2 separate regions of the Homo sapiens genome follow, and region 1 is linked to region 2. The links are chromatin loops, found by intact Hi-C in ENCODE. Cell type or tissue: sigmoid colon. All regions are shown on one strand. Links, peaks and the distances in the headings refer to the core of each region. The heading gives the core; the rest is flanking DNA. Region 1 overlaps MYO3B (myosin IIIB). Region 2 overlaps MYO3B (myosin IIIB).

Region 1 (11,872 bases), core at 1,988-9,987, 91 kb before region 2:
AAGCCCCAGTCACACAGATATGTGCCGCATCTCCCAGAATGACTGAGATAATATACACTTCAGGTCTGTGGTCAGGTGTTCAGTACCAGAGTTACTAACGCCATTTCCAGAAGGCTTTTCTAGTCCAGATGGAACTTATAAACCAAGGGAAGAGGTTGCTAATCTCTTTCATGTGCCCTGCCTAGTCAGTGCCTCTTTGTTTACGTATATGTGTTATTAGTGTTACACACAACATTTAAGTTCCTGTGCAATAGACAAATGATTATGAAAGCACCAGATCTTGAACAAAGTGGATGATTTCCCTTATGCTCTCATAACCCAGAATCCTCATGTGGCTCAGTCTATTTTGGACTTCATGAGCTCACCCAGCAACTTCGAGAGTTGTGATGCTGAGACGGGAGGAACAAAGACATTATGCTCCTCGTGGGTGGCTTAATGCCCCAGTTTTGTATCTAAAGGGCTTACCACCTTTGCCCCAGAGAGTCCCTTCCTCTTTTCTCTCTTTTTCTTCACCTTTCTTCCCTGCCTTTTCCCTTCCCACTGCACATCTTTCCTCTCCCTCAGCATACCTCTCGGCACAGAATTCACTCACAGCAAATGACAGTGTTGTGCTACTTATCATTTCCCTTAACTCCGCTCTTTCTCTTCTTCAACTTTCCTGTTTATATTTTTCTCCCAAATAACAGATTTTGAAAGGGTCAGGCTATTCCAGTTCCTTTCTACCATCCCTGCCAAACCCTTCCACCTGTATCATATCCCCGAGTCTTGAAGACAGGGCTTTCTCCAGGGATTAGAATGACAGGAAACCATCTCACCTGGAGTAGGGGTCCCATGTGATTCATCAGTGGAACCCAGAGTGTTCTGGAAATCACTGCCTGAACAAAAGCAACCCCTCAGAAGCATCTTTAAAGCCAAGCTGTGAGAACAGAGAGGCCTCTCTTCTCGCCATAGATCACATACCTCTGCTTATTTTGTTCAGTGAGAAAGCAGGAGGGAGGATGAGACGGGCAATAGGCTGGAGGGGAAAACAGCTTATATCAATTCTCTGGCACGTTCTTAAATTAATGTCATTCCTAGCACATGGTTTTATATTTTTAGCCTGGAGAGGATATGATGCTCGGAGGAAATTTAAGAAAATAAGCAACAGAAGGAATGAGTCTGCTGCTCATAATCAAGCAGGTAATTAAAACATCATTTTCACAGTGTCCACTTGAAAATATTCTGTGACTAACTTCTGTGAATGTAGAAAAGCTGAAAGGTTAATAATTCAGGAGCACTGGAATGAGTCAAGAGTTCTGGGAGACAGGAGTCCTAGTGTTCTGACCCTCCTTGTGTGATAACTATGATGCTAACGGTGAGCATGAGCATTTGCTGTTTGCCACACTTGGCTAAGGATGCTCTGACTGGGTTCTCTTGTATACCTGATATTATAGAGGAGGAAACTGAGGCACTGAGAAGTGAAGGGACTTGTCCACCATCACACAGTTCATCAGTTGCAGAGCCAGCATTTGAACACAGGCCGTTTGGATAGAGTCAGCATCGCATACTGCCACCTGAACAAAACCCTTTCCCTCTCGGAGTCATATGTCCCTCGTCTGTTAAATGAGAGCGCTGGTTAAAAAGGTCCAGAAGGTGCCTTCCCATTTTGGAATTCTCTAATTATATGCAAGACCTGTTTCTTAGCATCACAGAGGAGGAATCACTCAGGGAGTTTCCCAGCAAACTGTTTCCCAAATCCAGGCTTATATGTGGCTATCATGGTCCTCTGGGCCCCATGGCATGAGCACATGGTGGCTTTTATGGCTCGGCTTGCTATTGGCAGCCTGAGAGGTGTAAGCTCTGGTTTCTGACTCATCCGTCCCCTCTCTGGCTCTTCAGTCACTCTGCTCTTCTGCAAATGGCAGTGTCCACTGTGGGTGCGGGTGCCAGGCTGGGCTCCTTCCCTCATTTGAAGCTGCATATTCCTACTCGAGGCTCTGGAAGAAACAGGCCCCTGAGCTCCAGGAGCCACAAGAAATTAGAGACAGAATGAGAGAAATAGCCAGGCTGGTAGACTCAGCAGCAGAGAGAGTGATAGGATTTCACATACAGCTGAGCTTGAAGGAAACTCTTAAATAAAACAGCTGCAACCTCTTGAAAGAAGTCCCTCCTCGGAACCTGGCTCCAAGTAAACTTCTCAGAACTCTTAGACCACTGTAGAAGCCTGATGTCTTCATTCAAAACGAAAATAGTTGGGCGGAAAGAGTGCTATTAAAATGCAAATGTTAACTTTTAACACCATCTCCTAGGAATTCTAAGCTCTACAACTTCAAAGCCCCAGGAAGAGGGATGCAATTCTTGTTACAGCTTAAGAGAGAACTCAAAGTGCATCATTTGTTCCCTACTTGCCTGCCTCCCAACACGCACACAATCTCTCATTAAAACAGGGTACCAAACTGATTTCTGATCTTGCAGTTTGGTACAAAGGCCAACATGTGTTTTAAAATTTAAACTTGCTTGAGCTTATTTATTGTTGATCCACTGAGTTCAGTATACAGGAATCATAAATCCAATTTTCCCTAAGTGAAAGTCATCTTTTGAGTGCTCCCTGTCTTGCACTCTGTTAATGCCAAGTGAATACTGCTGTAAAACAGAAATGGGTCTGCTTCATCATCATGGATCAGGATAGTAATAATTGTATCTTTTCAGTGGAGCACCTATGGGGTAGCTACCATGGAAGGATAATGTTGCTCAGCGAAACTTTAAAAAGCATGTTTCTTTAAGGGTGTCTCCCTTTTTTTTTTTTTTTTTTAGCCTTGCAAGCACCCAGCAGGACTTTAGAAAACACATTAAGGTGCCTTCCTTTTTTTTAGCCTTGCAAGCACCCAGCAGGACTTTAGAAAACACATTAAGGTGCCTTCCTTTTTTTTAGCCTTGCAAGCACCCAGCAGGACTTTAGAAAACACATTTCTTTAAGGGTGCCGTCCTTTTTTTTTTTTAGCCTTGCAAGCACCTCCCCTTTCTTAGCCTTGCAGCCAAAGTGTTCTTGCCTATCAAGTGATGTTGGGAACTTCCATTAACTGAGTCTGCAGGGGCTTAGATGGGCATGAAGGTGGCACCAACACCACCTCTGCCCTCTTAGAAGTAGTGTGGCAGCCAGAGCAAAGGCAGACAGCATCTGCCCTTTAGCCAACACCGTGGACAGGAATTGGTGCGCTGGTTTTGTGTTGGTGGTAAAGATGCATGAATAGGGTAGCAATCTTTGCAATTTTATGGGCAGTTTACTTTTACTTGGGAATATTTTCCTTATCTTTAGATTTGAAGGCATAATTGCGTTTATCTAAGAAGCAAAGCAACTCATTCCGACGTTTCTGTTTGGGGTTGTGATCTTCCCCAAACATAATCTCATTACAAGCCTCTCTTCGTCCCACTAGGACATTTCCTAGTAGAACCAGACCCAGATACAGTGGCTCCCCGCTTTAGGAGCCTGCAGGAAGTGGCTTAGGGATGTTGTCACAGCACAACCATTTCCGGTTGTTTTCTAAGGTTATTCTCTAATTTATTATTTTTTCAACAAATCATTTCATTTGAAATTTAGATTCTGTGGAATGCATTTGTATTTCTAGTTCTGGCCCATAGTATTTTCTTAAGTGGTGTTGCTAAGATATGTTATATATTTTTAAAAGAGCGGCCCTTGAAATTTAGGAAGCATTTGGCCTACATGTTGCTACAGGGCAGCACATATTGAAATTTGTTTTCCTTTCATCTCCTTCCCAATAAAAGCAGCCGTGCGGCTTATCCCTTTAGCTTCCTCAGAACTTCCTTTCAGAATTCCCGATCTATTACGGCACATTCACATACCAGAAACAAGATGCCTTTTCATGCTGTCAACCTTTTTCATCTGAAATGTAAATTAATTCTTGCTGGTATGCCTTGACAGAGATCAAAGTCAGGGTATTAACCTTCCCAGGCTTTCTCCTCATAAGGACTGGGCGGCCACCATTAGGAACTCTGTGTCCTTGTTATCGGGCCCTCCTCCAGGCAGCCCTCGGTCTAGGAGCCACCATTTCAAAGCCTCAGAGTCCTTGGTAAATGTCCTCATCATTACTTTCAACTGGGTGAGAAATAATCTGCCTGGCTAATTATTGCTCGTTTTTAATTGTGGGCCCTTCATTCAGATTCCAGGAGCAGGTTTCAGTGATTCTGACAGCCAGTGGTCTTGGTGTGATCGAGGGAGGGACAGGGCTCCAGATTGGAAACCTCTCCCCCAACTCAGTGGGTCATTTCTTGCCTGTCAGTCTTTGAGGTAGGCCACATTTGCATTTTCAAAATAAACAGATGCCTTTCAAATACATGAGCTGGTGGTCTAGAGATCTCTGCGGGCCCAAACAGTTCACCAGCCAGTAATCAAATGCTGGAAGAGAAAACAAACGGAAAAAAAATACCCTGGGTACACAAGGATACATTTCCTATGTGTATAACACTGCACAGTCAATAAAGGGCCTTTATGAGATGTAGGGGGGAGAGGGGAGAGGGGAGAGGAAGAGAAAGTAAAGGAGCCTGAGCAAAGGTATTGTCTATCAGTTTCTTTTCTGCGGGGCTGAGGGAGGTGGGAAGCAACTCTGCATATCACCTTGGCAAGAAGTGGCATGTTTCATTGTTTTTTGTACTGGTTAATTCTGACAATGGGTTCTTGCCACAGGAAAACACATTCCTTTAAATGCCAAATAATTAAAATACATACTTTGTTAAAATCCGAAAAAAATTGTACATATTAGTGTTCAAATAGATGGTGTATTCTAAGTAAAAACTAACAGTGACCTTGATTCCATTACTAATCTGTTATATTTTTAAATTACCTTATGTTTCAGAAATTGGACCTAACTACATTTATTCAACCAAAAAAAGCTTACATTCCTCAGTGAAAATTATCAAAACAAACTAACTGCAGGGAACTTTATTAAAGACCTACATGTAATATCTCATTCATTAATTTTTCTAAAGCTCTGGCTTTAAAACTGCCCCTCTAATTCAGGATATGTGTTTTAGATGAGAGCAAAGTTGTGGGCCTCCCTCTCTCAAAGGAGAAATGCCCTTTGAATAGGTGACAGTGGAGCCCTAGGGGCTGGAACCTTCTCCCAGGAGGAGTGGTCTTCCAGCACCTCACTGCTTCTCCCCACACACACGCACAGGAGTCGGAAGAGACGCTAGTTTACAGGACATTTTCATCTAATTGCTTCAGTGCTGTGGAAATTGTTATTTTCTCTTTCTCTCTGTTGTTGGATCAGCTTCCTACATACTCCCCTCCTTGGCCCTGCCAAAAACACAGATGTTATCACAAGATAACAATAGCTCTAACAGTGACGGCCATTTCTCTTCTGATGCTCTTTGGGGAGAGTGCTTTTCCCAGCATCAGCAGAGACTCTGACGAGGCTGGCAGGGTGCCTTCCTTGAGCCTGTGAACAGGCATTTTAAGCCACTGCAGCTGGGAACCACTGGGCACATCATGTGATGCATGCAGAGCAGAGTTGCTTTAAATGCTGCTACCAGAAGAGAAAGCAAACATCGTATCCAGACAGCCTGACCCTACTTTGTAACAGAACCAAGTTTTTGGTGTATAAAACTGCCTGAACTTTTAAACTCTTTCAGTGCAAGGTTTTCTCCTAGCCTTTTCAAAAGGCTGTTTAAAAGGCTGTTTCCTTTAGCATCATCAGTGGGTTGGCAATGATTAGGTGGTTGTAATTTCCTAGAACTAAATTTCCCGCTATTTGCCTACGTGTGCAGGACAACTATATTTAAACTGGGATATTTCTTTCATTCACTTACTTAACTACTATTTGTTAAGCACCTACTTTATGCTGGGGCTCCCACGGTAAACAATGAGATTTAATTTGGGGCTTCAAATTATCCAACTCCAATACAGAGCACTCTAAAATATGCTTTCCCTCAAAGGGATGCTGTTTGAATAAATCAAGTACTCTGTATTTTGCCAACGCTCTTTGGAATGGAGCTCTGTAAAATCTAAAACAATACAAAGAGTACAAATTATTATAAAACACAGCCAAGTGTATGCATTGAAATGACCCATGCTTCTTGAAGGTAAAAATGACTGTAGTAGATATTTTTCATCCTGCTAAAGCTGTACATAAGTAGATTGTTGATCCCAAGCCAAACAAGAGGGGGACTGTAAGTAAATGCACCATTGAAAGAAAAGGTCCATTTTGAACAAACAGAAGGAAAACAAGCATGCCCTCTGTCACTCTTTTCTGTGTCTCTATTTGTAGTTCTACCTCTATTTCACTTTTTCTTCACTCATTTCATTTCTATTTCTTAGATCCCTGGTCATTTCACACAAAAGCTAAATTCTTCAAACTCACTGTCTTTATCAGAGGAAGCACAGGTGTGAGAGAAGACAAGATCCAAACTCTTCTTGGCCGTAGGGCAGGAGGCAGCTGCTTCTCTTTTCCTGGTGTTTTCCGTATCCACATATCCACAGAATAGCAATAAAACATCTGGGGGAAATAATTTACCTGGTGCACCTGAGCTTGAGATGCACTGTGAACTGCAAACTAGCCCTCCCCATCCGCCTACCCCCCCATCTTCTAAACCTTTGTTTAACACAAGACAGGATGCCCTTCAGTCCTAGGCGAGGGGTCCTGCTCACTTCACTCTCATGCTATCTTGGTTTCCCTAGCTCTCCCATACTTGAGAAAGTGGGGCTTTCTTTCTTTCTTTTTCTTTTTCTTTTTTTTGAGATGGAGTCTCACTCTGTCACCCAGGCTGGGGTGCAATGGTGCGTTCTTGGCTCACTGCAATCTCCCCTTCCTGAGTTCAAGGGATTCTCCTGCCTCAGCCTCCCAAGTAGCTAGGATTACAGACATGCACCACCACACCCAGCTCTTTTATTAGTAGAGATGGGGTTTCACCACATTGGTCAGGCTGGTCTCAAACTCCTGACCTCAAGTGATCCGCACGCCTCAGCCTCCCAAAGTGCTGGGATTACAGGCGTGAGCTACTGTGCCTGGCCTGGGGCTGATTTCTGACAGCTGCAGGCTTAACATATCTTGTAGGGGGAAATGTCTAGGGGGAAAGCATTGTGGTTTACTTGAGGAAAACATACCTTGTCTGTGACAAGGCTTAGAGCAAGTGGTGTAGTACAGAGACAGGATGGCCTGTGGTTTCGAGGTTTCTGACAAGAAATGAGCTCTGCCAAATCTCTCTTTGGCACAAACGATAGAATTTTTGTCATGGCATAGCTTGGAATGCACAGGAATCTCCTTTGCTATGGAATAAAATTATTGCCCATGCTAGGATTAAATAAGCCAGAGGGCAGAATACTGTTTACCTAATGCACAGAGAGGAAGCTGCAAAGTCATTGTGGGCTGGAGGTCCACTTGTGCCCAATATCATACCGGCATGGCACAAGTATGCTTAAGATGAAACTTTTGTGCAACAGTAGGTACCCCTAGGACTCGATATTATAACTTCAGAGGACGCCAGGGTTAGAGCCTACAATCTGGAATCAGTTTTCTCCATTATGAACCTTGTTTAGCATTCCAGAGTCTAGCTGCAAAGAAGTGGTGCCTGAAAAGGTATCTTTGCCACCTCAACACAGAATGAAACAACATTATTATGATCGATTACACACTTGAGTTGCCTTTACTCTATGTCTTTAAAACAATTTCATGTAGAATCATAAAATATGTTATCACATTTTATAACTTTTATTAGTTGTTTAGACTGTAACTACACAATAGTAAAGAAACGTTTAGGGGAAAGCTAACTGGGCTGTGGCAAGAATGATCATGCTATTTTTCTTCAAAAGACTCTTGGAAATAGAAAGGCAGGCTTTGTTTTACCTCTTAACAGAGGAACCAGGAGCACAGAGAGTTAAATAAGTTGTGTCTCCCTTATGTGTTCTGCAAGTTTAAACACTGGTTTCAGAGCCCTCTTCAGAGCCTTCACTCAGTGCTCTTTTCAGTAGACCATGCCCTGCCATTGGTTTCCATCTTGAATATGACACATTGGAAATAAGGTACCAGTCAAAGCTTTGGAAAGAGTTGAAATACTGTCCTAGGCATGTGGAGTTTAGAGTCAAACAATGAATGTTAAATGATGGCTATGCTGCCATTTGCCATGTAGTTTGGGGAAAAGTACTTAACTTCTGAGCCTTAGTTTCCTCAGCTGTAAAATGGGACTCATTAAGGCCTAATCCTCAGGACTGCTATGAAAATGATAGCAGGTAATATATGCAAAGCATCCTGCACAGTACCTGGCTCATGGTACGTATTCACTAAATGAAATGTTACTTCCCTCTCTGTACTCCCTTCCTAAATGTCAACTTCACTGGGGGGGAAAAAAGTCTGTGAAATACTCTTCTATGGAGGACATAATAATGCTGTAACTTCAGGCCGGGCACAGTGGCTCAAGCATATAATCCCCGCACTTTGGGAGGCCGAGGCGGGTGGATCACTTGAGGTCAGGAGTTTGAGACCAGCCTGGCCAACATGGCAAAATCCTGTCTCTACTAAAAACACAAAAATTAGCTGGACATGGTGGCGCATGCCTGTAATCCCAGGTACTTGGGAGGCTGAGCAGGGAGGATTGCATGAACCCAGGAGGCATAGGTTGCAGTGAGCCAAGATCGCACCACTGCACTCCAATCTGGGTGACACGGTGAGACCCTGTCTCAAAAAAACAAAAACAAAATGCTATAACTTCAAAAAGATGAAACAATTTCTTTCATTTCTGGAGAAAAATAGTACCTGTCAAATCTCAAATTAGATTACAGTAAAATCTTTGTAAAAAGAATTTTCCAAGTCTTAACTTACGTCTTGTTTATTTGACAGGGAAAAAATAGAATACAACAATAACATGTAAGAGATTTCAAGTGGTTTTGTTTTTGTTTTTTGTGAAGAGCTGTGCTCCATTCATGCTGAAACCTTGATTCATTTGTGTATATAAAATTTTCAGGAAGCTCAAAATTGTTAAGACTTAGGTGTGCTCCTGACATCATTTGTCCCCCTCACTAGTTTGAGGCCCTTTTGCAACTTGTTCTGAAAGATAGCAAGTTCCATTGTCACCCTGCTTCTGTAAAGCCAGAAATTCTAAAATCTAGGAGCTAAATATCACCAGATTTGTTGCCTTCTGGTGTGGAAAGCAAGTTGCCTTTCAGATGTCTGAAGAGTTGGAAGATCTTGGTGTACCTATCATGTTTAACCCACAGTGACGGGTGATGGGCAGCCTAACAGCTGAACGACAGCCGTTTGGCCGGGAGTTCAAACCTCAACACGATGAGCCATAGCAGGATCACGGTTTGATTTGCTGTGGCCATGAAGTCTGAATCACCAAATACAGAAGCAGAGGCAAGGGTGACAGCTGGTAGCCATTCTCGTCAATAAAGTTGTGACAGTTGAGATGTACAAGTAACTAGAGCCTGCTAATTTCATAGACTTTGAGCCAAGTGCTTAGTGTCAAAACCAGCTATGGTCAGTGATGCAAATGGTTGTGAAAAGTCCCTCATCAGCAGCAAGACTCTCCCCATCAGACTCTTTCCTCTGATGGATTAGAAGCAAATTGGATCCTGCTTTCTAGGAATAGATCCAGTTTGAAGAAAAGGAGGCCTTATTTTTTAAAATTCTAGTAAATTCTTAAAAGTCTATTAAGTATAATTTACATACAGTAAAATTCAGTTTGAGAACACTAGATCCCCTCCATAATCAAGAAAAAGAACAAGGAGACACAGGTCCTTCCTCCAAGGAGCTTGCATTCTAATACAGAAAGTAAGAATAAAAAGAGATTAAAGATATGAAAGCACCTGAAACTTTTAAGGGGGGTGTGTCAGTTTGACTAGTGATATCCCAAAATTCATGTCCATTCAGAACCTCAGAATGTGACTTTAGTTGGAAACAGGATTTTTGCAGATGTAGTTAATTAAAAATGAGGTCATACTGGATGAAGGTGGGTCCTGAAGCCAATGACTGGTGTCCTTATAAACATGCCATGTGAAGGCACAAAGAAGAACTCCAAAAAGTTCCCTTATGCCCTTCTTGACATCCACCCCCCTCACCCTCAGCCCCTGATAACCACTAATGGGTTTTCTGTCCTATAGTCTTACCTCTTCCAGAGTCTTGTCCTTATAGTCTTGACACTGTAAATGGAGTCATACAGCGTGAAACTTTTGAGTCTGGCTTTTTTCACTTAGCATAATGCTTCTGAGATTCATCTGCGTGTTGCGTTTTTTAGTAGTTCATTTATTTTCATTGCTGAGCAGAATTTCAGTGTATAGATGTACCACAATTTTATTCATTTACCAGCTGAAGGACAATTGGATTGTTTCCAGTTCTTGGTGATTATGAATAAAGCTGCTATAAACATTTAGAGCATTTTCCTTTTGTTTTTTTTTTTTTTTTGAGACGGAGTCTCACTCTGTCGCCTAGGCTGGAGTGCAGTGGTGCGATCTCAGCTCACTGCAAACTCCGCCTCCCAGGTTCATGCCATTCTCCTGCCTCAGACTCCCAAGTAGCTGGGACTACAGGCGCCCGCCACCACGCCCAGCTAATTTTTTTTTTTTTGTATTTTTAGTAGAGACGGGGTTTCACCGTGTTAGCTAGGATGGTCTCGATCTCCTGACCTCGTGATCCGCCTGCCTCGGCTTCCCAAAGTGCTAGGATTACAGGCGTGAGCCACCGCGCCCAGCCTTAGAGCATTTTCCTTTTGAGTAAAATGTATAGTAAAGTAAATAACTTTGCTTCACAGGAAACCAGAACTGTAGGAGCAGGAATGATCCTAGAGGTGGAAGTTGTTTTCTTTTTGATTAGCTGACAGGTATAGTTATTTTATACTTTTGCATAGCAATTTATAGTCTATTCAAAGCACTTTCACACACCTTACTTCCTGTAATTATCATTATAGTAACCCTGAGAAGTAGGCTAGGAATCTTGCTTCATTTTACAGATAGAAGCTAGGAAATCTCATATAATCCAGACTTCCTAATCCTTATTTGCTGTCGTTCCTTCTAAACATTTTCTCAACATCCTGTCTGTGCAGAACAGTCTGCTAGATTCTTTTGGGGTACCCACAAAATATTTTTTCCCATCAAGACGGAGCAGTCTTACATGGAATCAAACTGACCACTCTGGCCCAGGCTTGAAAGGAATACAAAACTGGGCCACTTAACACAGCCACAAGAAGCAGTCTATGAAGCTACCAGAAGCAGGCAGGACATAAATTTTAAGAAAGAAATCCTGAAGCTGGTGGGAGTCAGAAAATAATGGATTGACGGTCCCTAGATGATCAGAAGGAAGGGGAATTCCCCAGACAATGCTGTTTCAGGACAAGCAAGAAACTGATTTCTAGGATAATGGAAAACTTCCCTCCTTGGCTTCCAGGTTGGGGAAAACACTTACCAGGGAAGATTTTCTTTGAACTCAAAGTTTAACTGGGATAATGACTGGAATTAAGTACTGGATAATCAAAGTGGAAAATGCTTTCAGAGGCCTGAAATTACTAGACTTGTTTTGTGTGGTAGAGATAGAGGCCAGGATTTCTTATAGGGCTGTAGAAAAAAAAAATGTGTCAATGAGATTCTATTCCTTAAGAATCCAACTTTCTTGGTGCTGCTTTTGGTGGCATTTGCCTGTCAGACCTCCCACAAGTTGGCCTCTTTATCCTTTATATTCTGATAAGATGGCTGATGACCAGCTGTCAGTCCAAGCCAGAAACCACACTGGCTCCTTGTAAAATCTGCCAGCAGCAGTTAGGAGGGGAAGCCTGGGCTTTTGTGCCTCATCCGTATGAGCCTTCTCTGCCAGATACAGTGGGTGCCCTTTGCCAGGCCCATTATGAGGGCAGGAACGTTTACCCAGCCTAGATCACCAACCAGGAAACCTAC
Region 2 (11,872 bases), core at 1,350-9,349:
AAAACAAAATGAGTGAATGAATTGGCCGGCAAAGAGAAGATAAGGCAATTCACATTTATTGAACACTTACTGTGTACCAGGCCCTGTCCCTGGGTGCTGTTTGAATTTCCTTTCCTTTCATCTGTCCCCTTCACTGACCATAAGGTTCATGAGGGCAGGGCAGGGATCATGTACATTCTCTTTAGTGAAGTATCCTTGGTGCCCATCACATGGCCATGGTAGATGCTCAATAAATATTTCTGACTGTTGGAATACATTAATGAATGAATCACTCACCAACTCTAGGGGGTCTTACCATCTCTTACATCTCTTTCTCTCTGTCTATCCATATAGATAGATATAGATACATATAGATATATAGACAGATATATCTATATCTGTTTTATGAGATAGATATATATAGATATCTAGATATCTAGATCTATATATAGATATATATCTATAGATAGAGATTATATACCTAAATAGGTAGATAGATAGATGGATACATAGATACATAGATCTCTAGATAAATCTATTTACATCTCTTTCTGTACATAGATCTGTCTGTCTATAGCGAGAGGAGGAGATAGATTTCTAGAAAGAGAGAGAGAGAGTGAGCCAGTCTTGCTCTGTTGCCCAGGGTGGAGTGTAGTGGCATGATCATAGATCACTGCAACCTCAAATTCCTGAACTCAAGCGATCCCCCCACCTCAGCATCCCAAGTGACTGGGACTACCTGAGCTTGCCACCACACTTGGCTAATTTTTTTAAATTATTTTTTGTAGGGACAAGGTCTCGCTATGTTGCCCAGGCTGGTCTTGAACTCCTGGGCTCACGCGATCCTCCCACCTTGGCTTTCCAAAGTGCTGGGGTTGCAGGCATGAGCCAGCATGCCTGGCCGCATCTCCATTTTATAAATAAGAAAACCAAGGTGCAGTGACCCAAAACAACTTACCCAGGTTCATAGAGTTTACCTAAGTCAGTTGATTGCAAGGTGCATAGCCCCTTGTATACATCAGCACAGAAAAGCTACATCACCAAGCTGATAAGCAGATCTGAATATCAGCTAACACTGGCTCTCTCCTGCCTCTTAGCAAGAGCTGGAGAACAAAGACCCAAATGAGGTCTGTTAGTCCTAAGATGTTGTTATTATTCACAATACATACTGGGATCTACTTATAGTATGCTGTGAGACATCATAAGTAATTAAAAGAGAACTGCACATCTTAAAATAAATGAGCTCTATACACTTGAACATGAATGCAGCCTTGGCCTTCCACTGTTTTGTTTCCAGCTCTCTATGATGTGCACCTTAGTAGTCATTAGTCAGGAGCAACTGCAAGATTTTCCTATATCATGAAACATCCAAACATTTTTCCTAGAGAATCTATGTTATTTCTTGGGGCTCGCTGATATTGTACATTCTGATATTCATAAAGACACTGTCACCAACTGTTAGTGGTGTCAGCCCAGCATTCCTTCTCATCCACTTTGATCATGTTACCTTCCTTCCTTTGGAAAATTATACCCTAACATACACACTGTTTATGGTTCTGATGGGGCCGTCAGGCATATTACACTAAACCCTGGCCAGAACTTTGGGTATGTGACCCAAGCTCATCTATCCGAATCAACTATCTCCCTGATCACTGTAATTGGTCCAGAGTAGGACAAATGCCTCAAGTTAGGCCTCTCTGAGACTTTATATATGGCTACCTCTTGACCTCCAAATCCCATCCTCCTGCCCTGTCATTTCTACCACCACCGCCATGGCCAAGTAGAGGAAGGCTGTACGAAGTTAAAAAAAAGTATCGTCAGTGCATGGCGAAGCTAGGGAGAAGAGAGCGGAGATGAGAGATGAGGAGAGGAGAGACTCTAGGCTTGCAGGGGACAGCAGGAGACAGAAGATACAGGTTACATGATTTTAGTCCCTGGAATACCTGAAGCCAGCTCTTCTAGTAAGCCAGTGTTTCCTATGTTGGGTAAACACATTTGCAGTGGTTTCTGTCATTTGCAGCTAACAGACATCTAACAAATTTTCTAATAGCAAATAGGAATTTTACCACAGGTTTCAAGGGAGAGAGGAACATGATGGCTAACTTTGTACTGTGAATTCATTGCCTGAGGCTGGCAGGGCCTGAACATCCCACCCAGTAGCAGATGTGTTGAGGTAGACTGTGCTTCAAGCTAAGACTTACCCTTTGTGTGCAAATCCCAATCCCATCTATATTCCAGTCACCACCTCCTCCTTGCAGCCTTTCCTACCTTGCTTTTCTCTGGTTGTTCCAATCTGCCCAATGAGTATGCACTCTTTCCCAGCGCGCGCACACACACACACACACACACACACACACACTTGTTGCTATCACTTTCCTCTCTACTTTCCTGAAGGCGGCAACTACCAGGTACAGAAGGTAATCATTAAATCCTCATTGGCTGCTCTTGACCCAGCTGAATTTGTGGTGTGAAGAGGATCTAAGGACAGTGTCGTGCCCCAGGCTTCTGAGAAAGAACCTGTGCAGGAGAGGGACATAGACATGGGCTCTGGAGCCTGATGATCACATCTGGCTCTGACATCGAGCCATGGGATCTCAGGCAAGTAAGTTACTTACCCCCCCACAAACCTAAGTTTTGATTTCTGTAAAATAGGAACGGTAACCATCGTTTTGCAGGGTTGTGGTGAGGAGTAAAGGTAGTACATGCCAATCACACCAGGTAGGGGGTGTTCCAAAAATGATAGTTCTTGCACTACTGCCTTAACTAAAGACGGCCAGATGATTGATGGGAATCTTGTGGGCACTGGAGACATAAGTTGTCTGGTGCAGCCTTAGATGAGGAAGACTGAATTACGAGGTAGAAGCCATTATTAGCCTCATGTCTGTGCTGCATCTTCATTTTGCCCCTCTTCTTGTTTACTGTTATTCTCTAAGTGCTTGTTTTTGTTTTTGTTTTATGAGACAGAGTCTCACTCTGTTACTCAGGCTGGAGTGCAGCGGCATGAACATGGCTCACTGCAGCCTTGAACCCCCAGATTCAAGCAATCCTCCCACTTCAGCCTCCTGAGTAGCTGGGACCAGGTACACGCACCACCACGACTGGCTAATTTTTGTACGTTTTGTAGAGATGGGGTCTCGTCATGTTGCCCAGGCTAGTCTTGAACCCTGGGCTCAAGCAGTCCTCCTGCCTTGGCCTCCCAAGGTGCTGGGATTATAGGTGTGAGCCACCATGCCTGGCTTCTGAGTGCTTTAAGGGTATTCCGAGCTATCCAAGGTCCTCCAGCTCCAAAGAGCATGCCATCTGTGCCTTCGTAGGCTTCTCTTCTCACTGTTATTCCAACCAACCTTTCTCCTTGCTCAGCCAGCCTAACTAATGAATGAGGCTTCTGTGGTTGCGGTTGCTAAGGAATCCACCCTCCCAAATGTAGTTGCATCTTAGTGAGGACCTTTTACAGTCAAAATACCTGAATCCAGGTGTTTTCAACATTTTCACCATCTATTACACCTTTTATTATTCTCTCTCTTGTTGATGCTATATTTTGAAATGGATGTCTTCTCCCAAGGGTAGGATTTGTTTAATAAAATTAACTTTCCCACTTCATTAATTATAGGAATGGTTGCCATTAGGGCTTAACCCAAGAGCATGATACAGTCAATGTTACCACACAGAGTAAGTTAATTTCTGGCCAAAAGGAAAAAAAATTTGAAGTACTAATTAGCCTGTTTGTGATTCTGGCTGGGTTTGTTGTAATACAACAAATAATTCAAGTCCCATCACAACCTTTCTGAGGGGCACCCCTACCTGAACTCCCCCAAAAGCTGTCGCTTCAGGTAGAGGCCCTGGAGAGGACTGGTCCGTGAGTCCCTTACCTGGTAGGTGGTCCCTGTTTGACTGTTACCATTTCCAGCCCCTCTGCTTTCTCCTCACCAGAGCTGGCTTTTACCTGAGTTTATCTGGGCCTCAGAGTACAACGTAAACCGTGCAGAACGATGTTTCTAACTGTTCTACATACCTACACATTACCACACATTCATAATTGGACTTGATTTGGCCATGAAATTCCTTAATTCTGACTACATGTTTTCTCCCACCCATGAGGTTTATAGGGGGAAGAACAACTCATTTAAATAGGCATCTCTTCCTCTGTTCTTTTTCCACCCTCTGCCCCCAAACCACCACTACCCTAGAAACCTCCCGCTGCCCCCCCAGGGCCTAGAGAAGGCCCTTTAAGGGGATAAGAAATGGTGCATTTTGTAGAAAGCAACCTCCAAGCTGAATTAGGTGAAAGAAGCCATTGTTCTTAACGCACATGGTCACCAGCCACAGGCCTGTAAAATAGGCTTAGATTCCTTCAGAAAAGGAGTCTCTTTGAGCAGCCTAGCCCCTTCTAACTAGGTGTACTATCTTCACCTCTTCTTGACCCTCATGAAGTTGGTTTTCTGTCTACACATTTTTCTGCTTAGGCGGGAAAATATGGCTGGGGTGGGGAATCTCCGTTTCAGGGATGTAGTGCCAGAATTCTGAGCTGTCCAACATTTACCTTGCCCTACTCTCAGCATCCCTGTCTTCTTTGGGAAATCTCACTGTCTAGGTGGGAAGTAGGCTCCATGTTGTCTCTCTCCCACTACGGAGCCACCATGGAACAAACCCTTGAAAGAGACCCTGCCTCGAGAGCAGCCTGGCCAACGTGGTGAAACCTCGGCTCTACTAAAATACAAACAAAATTAGCCGGGCATGGTGGCACACCTGTAATCCCAGCTACTCAGGAGGCTGAAGCAGGAGAATCGCTTGAGCCCAGGAGGCAGTTGCAGTGAGCCGAGATTGCGCCACTGCACTCCAGCTTGAGCAACAAAGGGAGACTCCATCTCAAAAGAAAAAAAAAAAAAAAAAAAGAAGCCCTGCCGAGCTGGTGCTCCTCCCAGACTCTTCAGCCAACCAAGCAAGGAGCTGTGGAGGTTGGAGAACAACAGCAGCAAGGCCTGTTTGTATTGCCTGGCCCTCCAGAGTACCCCTGGATCCTGCCTATTGTCCATGCTGGGTTCTCAACCCTCCCATCAATTCTATGATTCCCTGACTTCCTTCCAGTGAATTTCCTTTTTGCATAAGATGGTCTCAGTTGTTCCCACCCTGTCTAGTGGTTAGGGGAAAAAAAAGAAAAGATGGTCTCAGTTTCTGATGACTACAGTCATGAACCCTAAATGATTGTGGTATTATCCTCAAGGCGAATGAATCTTCTGGACAAGTAGATATAATAATATCTATTATTAGTGCCTCTGTTGCCAACATTTTTGGCTCTGTATTCTGCTGTTTATTGCTCACTTAACTAAAAAGCTTCACATTCTAATACAATGAATTAGAATAAGATGGCTAGAGAAAGATCAGGACAATATCAGAGTAGGGAACAAACAATTCTAAAAGGGTCAAAGGGTCTAGTTGTGCAACCTATTTCTCAACATAGCACCTAAACATCATAATTATAGCATTTGGGGACAGCTAAAATGATTAATTTTCCAGAAAATATCTGTTGTTTAATTACAGGATCATATGGGTCTTTTGGCAACGAACAGATCCCAAAACAGACTTTAAGCACCATCTTGAGAAACTTGTGATTTGCTTAGTGTGCTTTTAATTTAAAGCATATGGTTTCACATTCAACTGCAGTGTCCAAAATGAAGACATTAGCAATGAATCACTCTATTGGAGAAAACGCAGTGCTCCTGGACCAGGTCTTTTGGTCTGTGTATTCAAATGGTTCTGTTTAGAGGCATAAACACAAAGCAGCTCTGCCTGCTTCAGCCGGCTGTTCCTGGGATTCATGAGACATCAAAGGGCCTCACGAACGAATTCCCCTGCAATGCACAGTGCTTGGCACCATGGCCTGCCTCCATCTGAATAAACAGAGTGCAGTTTGGTCACTGGAAACTACGATTAGAATGATTAGAAGGCCGAAAAGATCATTTATTTTGTGTGCAACTTTTCCTTTTTGAATCTCTCAGCCTTCCAGCTTAGTCTGACACTTCATGGCCCTTGGGGAATCCAGCTATCCTGTGTGGAAATTCAGAACTGCAGCCTTTATACTAAGAACCATGCTATGGCTACAGGCCACAGACCCGAGTCCATTGAGACCACATGTGGTCTACCTGCTGGTGAGGGATGGCAGTAAGGACACAGAGTGTAGTTGTAAGGATGTGGGCTCTGGACTTACATGGCCCAAATTTGTATGAACAAGCCATTTCCTAGTTATGTGAACTTGGGTTAAGGGGTCCTGGGCTTCAGTTTCAGAATCTATAAAATGGTAATAACAGTACAAATCTTTCAGAGTTGTTACGGGAATTAAATGAAATTACCCATGTCCAGAGCTAAGCTAAGAATCTAGTACCTCGTAAGCTATAAAACTATAGTTAACCATTATTGTAATTCTAATTACAATTATTATTAGAAATAGGTCCTTCCTCTTTGCCTCAAGTCCTTTCATGCCTCTGTTTAAATTCAATGCACATTTAATGAAGTGCCTACTGCAGGTCAGGCCCAGTGTGTTAGATACATACTTCTCAGAGTGCTGTATGGCTTGAAAAATAGCTTTTGTGTTTCTCTGTTCATTTTCTTCAGTGTTTCCACCCATCCTGTCTTCATTTCACCCTACAAGACATTCTCCCTCACTCCTCATTGTGTTCCTAGTCATTCTCTATCTCTGTACCACCCAGTAGTAAGGACTACATCAAGCTAAAGCATAGAATACTGTTCGTACTGGTAGCACCCATTTGACAATACTCCAGGCAGTTACATCAAAGGAGAGGCATTTCAGAAGGTGTATACAATCTGTTTTATTTTCCAAAGAGAGCTCTGGGTAGAAAATCTATTACTCCCCAAGATTTGTAGTAGCTCTTTACATATTAGGCACAGTAATCTGTTGTCAAATATAGCTGTTACAAGTATTTTCTTTCTATTTATCATTTGTTTGTTTTTACCGTTAAAAGGGTTTTTTTGCCGTAATCCCAGCAATTTGGGAGGCCAAGGCAGGCGGATCATTTGAGGTCAGGAGTTAGTGACTAGCCTGGCCAACATGGTGAAACCCCATCTCTACTAAAAATACAAAAACTTAGCCAGGCATGGTGGCGGGCGCCTGTAATCCCAGCTACTTGGGAGGCTGAGGCAGGAGAATTGCTTGAACCTGGGAGGTGGAGGTTGTAGTGAGCCGAGATTGTGCCACTGCACTCTAGCCTGGGTGACAGAGTGAAACTCCGTCTCAGAAAAACAACAAAAAAAGTTCTTTTTGATGTGTTCAGCTCAATATTTTAGAGTGCTTGCCCTTAGTCTCAGGCTTAGAAAAATCTTTCCCACCTTGTGATTAAATATTCACCCATATTTGCTTTTATCATTTTTTAAATTTTTTAATATTTAGATTTAATACAAATATCCTTAAAATGTTTATCTTTATCTAGGATTTATCTAGAAAAAATTATTAAATTCATAAGTCAGCCATAATTGTTGATTATTTTCCCTTCCTGGAGATCTTGCCTTGCTTCTTATGGCAGTGATGGCTCTGGGAAGGCACTAATGAAGGAATGCAAAAATGGTCCACTGGATGTAAACAATAGAGAACTCTGAAGATAAGCCCTTCCTTGTTGTTGTTGTTTTTTTTTAACTCTGCAATTATTAGTTTATTAGTATCTTCTAGGACTCAGATGTTCAGTATTCCTCCTGAAATTACATAAACAAATCCAAATGGAAATAATCCAAGTCAAAATTACATAACAAAACAACACTCCATCACAAAAGCACGTAAAATTATAAGAACGCTATTTTAGAATACTGGCACTTCAAGAAAACAATAATCTCGAAAACCACAAAATTGCCAAATTGTTCCCTAAACTGCTAGGCAGATAAACGTGACTAATGAATGAGTTTGGGTTTTGTAAAGAAAAATCATTCAAATAAATTGAATAATTCATACTGAAATGCAAAGTTTAAGTGTCTTCCTTCCTCTGATCTACTTGGATTTATAAAGGGGCAAACCATAATATGGGAAAATATACCCTATTTTAAAAGCTGGCCCAATTAATTAAAAATACTTTTAATGGAAAGTCTCATTTCCTGAGCAGTCCATATTTAGATAAATGGGAAAAGACATCTATAGCCAGCATTTTCATAGTCTTCACTGAGACTAATGTCCACAAAAAATTTAATTTGGCAGTCTTATATTCTAAGCTCATGCTTTTGGTGATACATTCTCAGGTCTTCTTTAATGTGGGAACTGCAAAATATCACTGCCATTACATGGTAATGGGAGTTAAAGAATAGAGTCCTCATGTAAAGGATAAAGCATACTTTTCTATTAGTCCTTTAAGGACAGACTTTGAAAATGTTTGCTTCTAATAATCCCATGCTGTGAGTAGATTGATTACTTATCAGTTTGTAAATATAAGTGGGCTATGCGAAATTTCTTAACTGATCAAGATTTTGGATTTTCAGTTACAGATGAAAACTGTCTCAACTTAACTTTACCCCCATTATGATATGCAGGGTGCATAGACAAAAGCTTTTTATTAGCTAACTATATGAAAGGATAAACACTGTAATAATTCATGTGATTCAAAATGGGCAAAAGCTTCCCCTCAAGAAGAAAAATTTCAGACCTATGAAAACGACAACAATACTAATAAAAAAATTGTATTTACTTCGAAGCATTCAGAATGTCAACAAAACAGCTGCCACTTTTTATTTTGTAATTACAGAGTGGTATTCAGTTAACAGAACAACAATTATTTCATATAAGCTGCATCAGAGACAACTAAAGATGAAAAACTACCATCCCCATATATAACTAATTTGTGCTGTGCACCAACAAGAACCTGCTTTAAATTTCCATGCCAGTTTATAACCCCCATACTGTACCAGGCAAGGTTAGTGGCTATTGAAAATACCACCAGGACAGGGCTATCTAAAGACACATTTGGTAGTGTGTTAACTGTACAAAAAAAGACACTGTACAGTGTAAAAACAAATCTTACACAGCCTTACATTTTAATTTTTTTATTTAAAAGGAGTGAGTTGTGTACAGGGGGGTTAAATGCTTTATAGACAAGGAAAAAAACTAGGCTAGAACCAACTTATTCATCATCATCTTCTTCATCTTCCTCCTCATAATCCTCTTCATCTTCTGTCCTCCTCTTCCTTCTTTTTCTTGCTTTTTTCAGCCTTGACAACTCCCTTTTTTGCTGCATCAGGCTTTCCTTTAGCTCGATATGTAGCTGTATCCTTTTTGTATTTTTCCTTCAGCTTTGCAGCCTTCTTTTCACAAAGCTGCTTGTCATCTGCAAAAGTGTTATTCCACATCTCTACCAGTTTCTTTGCAACATCGCTAATAGGCAGGCCAGGATGCTCTCCTTTGATTTTTGGGCAATACTCAGAGCAGAACAGCAAAAAGGCCGAAGGAGGCCTCTTGGGTGCATTGGAATCCTCGAACTTCTTTTTTGTCTCCCCTTTAGGAGGGATATAGGTTTTCATTTCTCTTTCATAACGGTCTTTGTCCACCTTTGCCATATCTTCAAATTTTCCTTTATCTTTAGCAGACATGGCCTTCCACCTCTCTGAGCACTTCTTAGAAAACTCTGAGAAGTTGACTGAGGCATCTGGGTGCTTCTTCTTACACTCCTCCCGACAAGTTTGCACAAAAAATGCATATGATGACATTTTGCCTCTCGGCTTCTTAGGGTCTCCTTTGCCCATGTTGAGTTATTTTTCCTCAGCGAGGCACACAGTCACCCAGTGCCCGTCCGGCTCTCACTTGCCCCGGCACTGTCTCTGTGGAGCTCAATGTACTGCAGTGGCTGTGAGAGTGGGAGCCGGGCATAGCCTCCTCACCCTCTCCACTCTGTAACATTAACCTTCCTTGTTTTTATATAGTTTAATGATTTGTAGCAATATACTTTAATAGCTTAGCCTTTTAATTTGGGTTTTCTGCTGCACTTATAACAAAGTTTTGAATGCAGAGTGAATCACTGTTAATAGGATTTGTCTTCTCAAGTGTGCTAGGGCAGGAAAAAAAGTTAAATTCACTCTTAGGTCCTTTTTACTTTTTGCTTCTGCTGTTCCCATTCCAGCCAAGGCTTTCCTCACCTCAGTTGGACTATTATAATGTCCTTTTTGATTCTCTTCTTTCCCTCTCTCCTCTAAATTATTCTGCATGCCACTGCCAATTACTATATGTCATCCTCCTGATCAGAAGCTCCAGCGTCTCCCCAGAGCCCATGGGATAAAAGACAAAATCTTTAAGAATGACTTCTGCCAGGCGCAGTGACTCACACCTGTAGTCCCAGCACTTTGGGAGGCCAAGGCAGGTAGATCACCTGAGGTCGGGAGTTTGAGACCAGCCTGATCAACATGGAGAAACCCTGTCTCTACTAAAAATATAAGATTAGCCAGGCATGGTGGTGCATGTGCGTGTAGTCCCAGCTACTCAGGAGGCTGAGGCAGGAGAATCACTTGAACCTGGGAGGCAGAGGTTGCAGTAAGCCAAGATCGCACCATTGCACTCCAGCCTGGGCAACAAGAGCGAAACTCTGTCTCACAAAAAAGAAAAACAAAAAACAAAAAAAAACTTCTAAACCTTCATAAACTTTATTTTCCTAAAATCTCCACTTCCCTGCCCCTGAAATCAGTGGTGATACTAGGGGAAGGCCTGTGGGCACTTTAAGCACCCTCAGAATACGTTACTTAGGTCCATGAAATCCACGCCCCCCCAACCCCATAGAAGTCTTAGTATTGTTTGAAGTGGAAAATATTAATTGTCCATATAAGTGTGAAGGAAAGCATCTTTAGGAAACATTGCTATTTTGAAAAAAATCTAGTGGCATATTATCTAAGAAAATACAAAATACTATGCATTTGCTATATAAGCCATTTGATAGCCCATAAAATATTTATTTTATTCTAAAAGATTGTTTTTCTAAACGTCTTAAAACTTTCGTATTTTTTTCTCTTCTCATTATTCCTGTGGCATTGATTAGTGTCACTGATATCCCCAGATTTCATAGATGAAGGAGTCACACAAACATCAGCCACCTTTTTTTTACTACAAAACAGGAAAACAGTAGTTATTCCCAATCCAACAGTCTTTGGGATTTAGGATGACAGTTGTCTACTTCATATTGGTTAAAGGTTTTGTGTGTTTTTAGGCAAAGGTTTTGTGTAATCATTCAAGAAAATTTTTGGTTTGGTTTTAAAATGCTTAGGAAAACATAAATATTCATCAGTAGAAACTTGTTAACATAATGGCACATCCATAAAATGGAATACTATGGAACCATGAATAAGAATGACATAGCTGTATCATCATGGACCACATAACAATGTTGTGATCAACAATGAACCACATATAGGATGGTGGTCCCGTAAGATTATAATACCATATTTTTGCTGTACCTTTTCTAAGTTTACATATGTTTAGATACACAATTTTTTACCACTGTGTTATAATTGCCTACAGTATTTTGTACAGGAACATGCTATACAGGTTTGTAGCCTAAAAACAACACATTATACCATATAGCTTAGGTGTCTGATAGACTATACCATCTATGTTTGTGTAAGTACACTATAGGTTATTCCAATGAAGACAAAATTGTCTAGTGGCACATTTCTCAGAACATATCCTTGTTGTTAAGCGATGCTTGACTTTATGCAAAAGCCTCCATGTTATATTGAAATATGAAAAAAGCAAAGCACAGAGTGTGTAAATATGCTCACATTTGAGGGTTTTGTTTTTATTTTTATTTTTGTTTTACAGGCAGGAGATGTAGCCTTAGAATTGTATGTATATAGAATAGTTCACACAAGGTAGTGATGGCAACAGTTTCCTCTGGAGCAAGGGCTAGGGTTCTGGGGAGGACTT

Evidence for each region. A loop is a pair of places that touch in the nucleus more often than their neighbours do. Peaks named below come from ENCODE experiments on the same cell type or tissue, not always from the same donor. Only the 100,000 strongest peaks of a DNase experiment are listed, where the experiment ranks them.
Region 1: a loop joins it to region 2, with 2.2 times the contacts of the local background. A loop is called at or near these places in 2 of 110 quality-filtered maps.

Annotation. Positions count from the first base shown.
Region 1 is chr2:170,500,687-170,512,558 of GRCh38, forward strand. MYO3B (myosin IIIB) reads left to right here. Exons shown (of 35, transcript NM_138995.5): 28 at 1,099-1,179. Among named protein-coding and RNA genes, the nearest start is that of MYO3B-AS1, 160 kb to the left of the region's middle. In sigmoid colon, for the core only: no CTCF peak of the experiment used is centred there; a DNase peak (open chromatin) is centred at 5,435; H3K4me3 peaks cover 731 bases; H3K27ac peaks cover 379 bases.
Region 2 is chr2:170,592,521-170,604,392 of GRCh38, forward strand. All of the region lies in intron 32 of MYO3B (myosin IIIB), which reads left to right. It also overlaps the pseudogene HMGB1P4. Among named protein-coding and RNA genes, the nearest start is that of LINC01124, 120 kb to the right of the region's middle. In sigmoid colon, for the core only: no CTCF peak of the experiment used is centred there; DNase peaks (open chromatin) are centred at 4,851 and 5,771.